2 separate regions of the Homo sapiens genome follow, and region 1 is linked to region 2. A link is a loop called in an ENCODE intact Hi-C map of the cell type or tissue named here. Cell type or tissue: endothelial cell of umbilical vein. All regions are shown on one strand.

Region 1 (4,000 bases), 150 kb before region 2:
AGGGTGGCGAGTCAGGAGCCGACGAATGCTGGAGAGGCCATCCGCAGGGGCGGGTCTCTCCAGAGAGCAGCCGGGTGACAACGTGGCACAGAACGGCACTGCATCGGAGTAGGCACACTGCAAAGACGAGACGAGTCCTCCCCAGAGAGGGGAGGCGGTTAAGGAGAGGAGATTGCGTGGCTCGGAGCAGCCAGACCCGGTAAGCCGACTCCTTCCCGTATTCCGCTTTAACCAAGCTTGTTTCCCTGGCGGCCCCACAAATTCCCTGAGCGGAGCGTCTTCGCTGGCTCGCAGCCAGCCAGTCAGAGCCCACCTCTGCGACCTCCTCCTCCTTCCCATCCTGAGGGCTCCTGCCTCGGCTCCCGGCTTCCTCCTCCGGGCTATCTTTTACCCCTTCGGTAGCTGGAAAATCGCCCTCACTCAATCACCACGGTGGTAAATAGGGCAAAACGAGCAAGGCACTCGCCTCGGGTGCAAAATTTAAGGCGGCACCAAGATACTCAGTAATCAAGATAAAACTGTTCATGCAGTCTCTTTAAAATTCAAAGTTATAGCCAAAATTCCGCAAGAAGCTAGATAAGAAATATTAAATAAGGGCAAGCTCAGACCTTGCACTTGAACGACTTAGCCTCACTTGCCTCACCCGAATCCCCGACGCAGCTAATCAACTCTGAAGTGATTCCCTCCTCTCCGTGGTGCCACGTAGTAGACCTCCGGTTTTCGTTGTGTATACGCCTTCCTGGTTGTGTGGGAAGGGGCAGGGACTGAGCCTCAAGTAGCGCAGCCCAGTGCTTTGTTCACCGAGGCCCTGGGGTCAACGTGGATTTTGGAGTAGCCCAAAGCTGAGAGCTTATGCAGCCGCCCCAAGTTGCAAAGCTTTGCATTGGAACCGCCCGATCCCCACAGAAGCAAAGTTCGAGGGGAAACTGCACTCCCTTAATTAGTATTTAGGAACCCCTTCAATAATTGAATTGAGTATAAAATCTTTAAAGTAACTACAAATAGCAGGGAACGGCTTTTGGAATTGTTTTTCTAGAAGAGGGACGCCTCTATGCTTAGAGATTCCTTGTTCCTCTCTAGCTTCCCATGTGTATTTGGTGGTATGGCAGTTCAGTCTGAAGTTGCAATGATACAAGCACCTTTAATGAGGATCACACTCAATAACTTAGGAAGCACCATTTACCTCTCCTAGTAAGTGACTAGACACTGTTAGGTGCTGGCTAAAAGGGGTTTTCAATTCTTACCCCTAGAGCCATTTAATGCTGATCTTGAATTGTTTGCTGCTATTACCGTTAAGGGAGGCGACAAGGGGGGCAAGTAGCTCCGGAGTAGGGGATGGACTGGTTTTATTTATAAATGCTTCTTTTTGTCTTATGCGGGCCAGTGAAAAATGAGGTAAGAGGAAGATCTGTAAAAGATCTGGAGAAGATCAGGAAACGATTGTTCAAATCCGTGTGCCTTTTCTTAAAATCTTTTGAGGTTTTGGGCTTGACCAGCTCTTCAAAAGGAAGAAAAGGGCACATGTGATCCCTGGCCTGCTAAACAGAGTTTGCTTCCCTTGAGGAGGTATCAAGCCAAATTCTACTTAACCTGGAATGGGGAAAAGGTGGGCAGAACGGTCATTGTCGGCATCGCCAAACGGGGGTCACGGCAGATCCCCTTAGCTGTTGGATTTCTTATAGGCCTGGTTTAGCTGTTCCACGCTGTAGCCAGCAGAGGGCACTGTTGCTACATAGAATCTTTTTTGACTGTTTTTGGTGGTGAATTTTCAGAGCTATTTAAAAAACTTCCATCCAGTAAGAAGTATGAACGATTTTCCATGAAATTTTAATGTGAAAAATAGATTATTATTAAAAACTGATGGATGTCTATTTGGTTGTTAACCCATTGAACCATAGAAAGAGAGTGAAGATGTTCCATAACAATCAAAGATTAAAATAGCAAGAACAAAAAATAAATGTGATAATAAATATCAGCATCATATCCCTCAATTGTTTCGAACATAAGTAGTTAGGGCTTTTGCTCATAGGGATGATACTTAAATTTTCAAATGAAGAAAGTTGATTTGTGAATTTATATTACTCATTTGGAAGAATGAAAACTGGGATATGCATGGTCATGTGATCTTATAATGTACAATTCAGTTTTCTACATAGAAGTCTCCAGTAAAATATGCTTCTACGTGCAGTGGGAATTTAAAAATTAACAATGTAAAAGATGTATAATTAATTATCATAAATGAAATAACAAAGAAAGAATGTGTATGATTCTGAGTAGGATTAGAATTGAAATCTGTTCGTTATGTTTAGGTAATATTTGTAGAAATTTAATGGAAGAGTTGTATCGATACTAATTTATTTCTTACCGTTTTGATAGGAATATGTGGAACAAAAAGAAAATTCATATTGTAGAAACTTAGACTCACATTTTGTGTTAGAACCTATGAGCTACTCTGGGTGTTTTATTTTAAGATGGTTTTTGCTCATTGTTATGCTACAGGTATTATCATACATCTTTTCTAAAGGTGGAGGCCTTCTTTTTTATTTAACCAGAAGTTTCTTGTGTTAGGATGATTTTGAGCAGTTAAGAATTGCAAGAAAAAATCTTAACATCATTAGTTTCAAGTGCATTGTAATGGATGAGTGTGTCATCTAGAGCAAGATTGCATAGCTGTACATTTTGGGCTTTCCTGCTTAATAAATGTGTGACCTCAGACAGATTATGTAACTTGTCTGAGCTTCAATTTCCTCATCTATAAAATAATAATAATAATGCCTAACACATAGGGTTGTATTAAATATTAAGTGAGTTAATATATGTAAAGCAGCTAGAACAGTGCCTGGCCCAGAAAAATTCACTTTATTAGTGTTATTTACCTATTATTTTTTTCCATTTTTGTTAATAATATTTGAACATGATGCATTAATTTCCCCTTAGTTTATTGTTTAGCTCTAGAGCTGCTTAGATTCATTTGCATATAATATTGCTTATTTAATTTTAAAGAAGTGGTTCTATGCACATTTAGTAACTTACGCCTCTTAAACATTGGCTATGCAAGAGAATTCTTGAATAATTTCATGAAGCACTCTTTGTCTCTTACTCAGAGTAGAATATTTTGAAGACATCTTTTCTCTGAAGTTTTTAGACAAGCTATAAACTAGTTTGTATTAGTCAGAGTTCTCCAGTGAGACAGAACCAATGGGATAGCTAGCTAGATAGATAGATAGAGGAGAGGGGATTTATTAGAGAAATTTGTTCATGTGGTTATGGAGGATGAGAAGGCCAAGACTGAGGGACTGACAATTGGCAAGGGCTTTCTTGCTGTGTCATCCCATGGCAAAGGAGAGAGAGGCCAAACTTGCCCTTTTGTAAGGAATCCATTCCCATGAAATGCCATTCCCATGAATGGCATTAATCTATTCATGACGGTGGAGCCTAACCACCTCTTAAAGATCTCACCTCTTAATACTGTTACAGTGGCAATTACGTTTCAACATGAGTTTTGGAGGAGACAGACATTCAAACCATAACGCAGCTCCATGACAGAATTTTCACATGCTCCAGAATGTGAATGACAGCTACTCATTTTAAGGGAAAACAGCTTAGTTTAGTGTAAAAAACATGGATATTGGAGTCTGGAGCTTGGACGCTAGCTGTGTGACTTTGGACATGCCACATGTCATCTTTGAGCTTCTGCTTTTTCAAATACAAGGATGTTGTAAGGCCAAAATATGATCAGGTTGTAAAGGGTTTGCCACATACTGAGTGCTCACATCAAAACATATTAGTTCCATTTCCTTGACCTTACTCCCTTTCTCCTTTGATAATGCTTCATTCAAGGGTAGATCGAAGACCTCAGGACCAAGGAGGAAATGAAATGTTAAGAAGATTTGACTGTAACAAAAGGGTTAGTGTTAACACATCCATTCTGTACCTATACAATAGAAGTGCAATAGTAATCTTAGAAGCTGTGAAAGAGCACTGCTGCTTCCTCTCTCTG
Region 2 (4,000 bases):
CGAAGCTTTATATGAAAATATTTATTTTCTGTTGAATAGGATAATCTTTAAAATTAATTCTTTTCTAAGCCTGTGGATATTTCCTTTGCAAGGCTGCAACAGGTTTCAAACCCAGAAATTCTAAACTCTTTGAAAACTCCAAATAACTCTCTGATATGTTTATTGCAATGTACAATGCATTTTATACTTGTTTTATAGTAATTTGCTGACAAACTTTATTGCCTAAAAACAGGCAGTTACCTGTCCCAAAATTCAAGTCAGAGAGTAGCTATTCGTGTAGATGGCAGAGGGATGGGCTTTGGGGATGGACAGGTAAGTGAATGTCCACCTTGGTCCCAGTGCTGGCCCCATATGGAGCACCCCCTCTTTTTTGGGGCTGCAGCCACTGCCATGACAACTGTAGCTTCTGCTGTTTCCACCACTATTGACTCCACCAGTCTTGACCTAGATCCTGGCCACAGCTATTCTTTCAAGAACCTGCAGTACCCTGGACTACCCTGGGTGTGCATAGTGCATTGCATGAACTGCTATGTGCATACTACCACCTGGCATATGTTGTGTGTTAACACAAATGTTCTGTTGTCCCATTAGATTTCACTTACAAACCACAAAATCAAAGATAAAATTATTCACAATTTCAAGACAATGACAGCAGGGCTTTAAACCAAGCACAGGGCCCTTCTGAGAGTGAGGCCTTGAGGAAATAGGAAGAAAACTACCTCTCATTCTGATTACTTTGTAACAGAGAACAAACCCCACAATAATACTTCTTCGAAATATCCTGCCACAAGTAGATGAACAAGATTGCTTCCACCCACAAAAACCTCCTTAATGTTTTGCATTGAATACTAGTTTTCCTCCTCAGTCATATTATTTTTGCTTGAGTTTTTTGCTTCTTTTCCTCCTGCTGATGGAGCTCATTCCAGTTAGTCCTTTGCTATTTTTTTCTAAAAATTTAGTTACAGTGACACTGAGAATATTTGCAGAATGTTGCAGAATGTTCACGTAAGCATGTGTATATGTGTTTTCGGATGTGTAAAGGAGGAAGGAGAGAGAGAGAGAGAGAGAATGAATTTTATCTCTACAGAGGCAGGGAGACCTGACTCACCTCTTACTAGATGAGTAACCCTAACTAAACCACTGAAACGCTATGACATTTCTTCATCTGTAAAATGGGAATAATAATGGTACCCATTTCACAAAACTCTTTTCAGAAATTAATCAGCAAATGCCTCTTGAGAAACTTCTTGGTATCAGGTACTGTTCTGGGTGCTAAAAATACAGTAGTTTCTTCACAGAGCTACATTCCTGTAATGAGACATACAAAATGCACAATATGCAAAAAAAAAAAAAAAGATTTAGTGTATCAGATGGGGATCAGTGTTATGAAAAAAACCAGGAAGAGTTAGCAAGGACTGGGGTAGGGAGGAGAAGTCATTTTAAATAGGGTGGTCATGGATGCCTTCTCTGGTCAGGTGGTATTTGAGCAGAGGCCTGAATGGGGTGAGGGGAAAAGCCAGACAGATTCTTGGAGAACAGCATTCCAGTGAGAGAGTACAGAGCGTGCAAAGGCCAGGAAGAGGGAAGGAATTGCACAGAGAGCAGGATGGTGGGTCATGGAGGCCTTATAGGCTACTGTCAAGACACTGCCTTTTACTCTGAGTGAAACTGGGAACCATGACAGAGTTTTGAGCCAGATAGTGACATGATATGTTCTGAGTTTTCAAAGGATCTCTCTGGCTGCTGTGTTGAGAATAAACTGGAGCTGGGAAAGGGGGAAGGAAGGAGACTAGAGAGGAAGTGATTGTCATTATTTGGGTGAGAGATGATGAGGAATAGCATTGAAGGTGGTGAAAAGTGGGCGTATTCTGGGTACATTATGATAGGAGAGCCGACAGGATTTTCTGACAGACTAGATGTGGGGTATGGAAGAGTGGAATTGAGGAAACTTCACTGTGTGGTTTTTTTTTTTTGCCTGAGCAATAGGAAGCTTCAGTGAGACAATAAATACAAAGTGCTCAGTATTGCCTCCCTCATAGTTGGTGCCCAATCAACTGGTAACATATCTAGCCGATCCCCAGAACCCGTCAACCTACATGAGGTGATAGACCAGTAAGACATTTCCTGGTCCCGACAAGCTGAAAAAAAAAAAAAAGTCAAGAACCAGCAGGTGGCGCCCAACTAAAGTTAAAAAAAAAAACGGCACGCACCAGTAGGTGGCACCGAAGGCAACCTCTATTTGCCCTTGCTGATCATTAGCATAAGACACTCCCACCAGCGCCATAACAGTTTAGAAATGCCATGGCAACGACCCGAAAGTAACCTTCTGTTTCCATGGCAATGACCTGTAAGAAAGTTCTAAATAACCCATCCCTTCATTTTGCATTAACCCACCCCTTAATTTGCATATAATTAAAAGTGGGTATAAGTGGATATAACTGAAGTTGACAACATCCCATATCCTGCCCACTCTGGGCACACTGCATATGAATTAGCCCTGCTCTGCAAGGAGCAATACAGTTCAATAAAATTTACTGTTTAACACCACTGACTCGCCCAAGAATTCTTTCCTGGCCAAAACCAAGAACGCTAGCCAGCTAAGCCCCAATTTTGGGGCTCACCTGTCCCGCACCATATGCATATAAAATGGGTCACCTTCGCTGTAATAACCTACTTAACCCTAGCTCTTTGCTCCACCAACTTAGCTCACCAGTAAGTCTGCTTCCATTTGAATTGACATTCAAGGAAAGAGATCCAGGTTGTCAGGAACCCTGGGTCGTAGTCCCATATCACTACTGGCCTGTTGTGTGATCCCAGCAAGCCCCTCAACTGCTCAGCAACCAAGGGATGTTTATCAACATGATAAAATCTAACAACATTTGCACTACTTAGCTCAGAGGATGGTGAGAGCAAAGTGAAGCCAAGCTGCCAATCATGATTGGTTTGAAAATGTGTTGATTATAAAAGTGTTATAGAAATGCCAGGTTTATTAAGTGAGCATATTCATTATAATGAGTATCCTGTGGAGATTTTAATTTCAGACAGTAAAGACTAGGGCTGTAACTCTTTTGGTTTCTTTGGAATAACAGACCTGAAGATACTGCGAAGCAAATATTTTAGTACTGTTCATCTACTACCTTCCATTTAAAAGTCTCACATTTTCTTTGGAGCCATTGTTAATTCACCTCCCAGCTATTCTCCTTTTAGGCTCGGTAATCGTAGCCCAAGTACCCTTTTCTTTATAGAATCTTCTCAACTCATTTTGTTGCTGTAATGCTGGATGGGAAATAGCTTTTATTCCTTTGTCCAATTTCTGTCAACTTTTAGTGGTCGCCTGGAGCACTGACTTAAGAAGGTTTCTGAGGCCTTGTCCAGGCTCCATGGTGAAGAATGTCCTGATTCAGGTGTTTTGGAGGAAGAAGTGACTGCATGGTCTGGATTTGACATCCCTGATGTAAGGCTTATCTTGGTTTTGCTTCTAACCTTAGAGCTCTGGCAGCATGCTAATCCAAGCTGACTGCTACGGATCTTCCTGTTCTTTTTTTATGCAACAGAAATTTTTGCTAGCAAACCTCTTGTGCATTGCCTCCTTCACCTCTTTAAATTTTAACTGCTCTCTGGCATCACTCCACAGATATAATCACTTTTAACAATTTCTTTCATCTTCCTCTGGAAACTCTTTGTGCATATGTAAGCTGATATTGATATTCTTTGTCTTTCCCCTTCTTCTTAAACAATAATGGGATCATATTGTAAGCATTTTTCACCACTTACTTTTTCACCTAATAATATAACTTGGAGCTTATTCCATATCAACACCCAACTGATGGACATTTAGATGTTTTGAGGTAGGTATCTCTGTAATAGTCTCTACTTCACACATGGGGAAACTGAGGTGCACAGCATTTACATATCTTGCCCAAGGTCATCCAGCTAATTAGTTGTGAAGCCAAGATTCAAAAGTAGGTCTCTCTATTCTAGAACTCACTCTGTTAACCAT

What was found. A loop is a pair of places that touch in the nucleus more often than their neighbours do. Peaks named below come from ENCODE experiments on the same cell type or tissue, not always from the same donor. Only the 100,000 strongest peaks of a DNase experiment are listed, where the experiment ranks them.
Region 1: it touches region 2 in a loop (5-fold over the local background); 5 of 110 quality-filtered maps call a loop at or near these places.

What each region holds. Positions count from the first base shown.
Region 1 is chrX:140,764,500-140,768,499 of GRCh38, forward strand. The region is part of intron 3 of LINC00632 (long intergenic non-protein coding RNA 632); the gene reads left to right. Among named protein-coding and RNA genes, the nearest start is that of LINC00632, 57 kb to the left of the region's middle. In endothelial cell of umbilical vein, a CTCF peak has its summit at 1,686 (motif pointing right); a DNase peak (open chromatin) is centred at 1,722; H3K4me3 peaks cover 1,113 bases; H3K27ac peaks cover 1,306 bases.
Region 2 is chrX:140,916,371-140,920,370 of GRCh38, forward strand. No RefSeq gene overlaps it. Among named protein-coding and RNA genes, the nearest start is that of MIR320D2, 7.9 kb to the right of the region's middle. In endothelial cell of umbilical vein, a CTCF peak has its summit at 2,188 (motif pointing right); a DNase peak (open chromatin) is centred at 2,181; H3K27ac peaks cover 353 bases.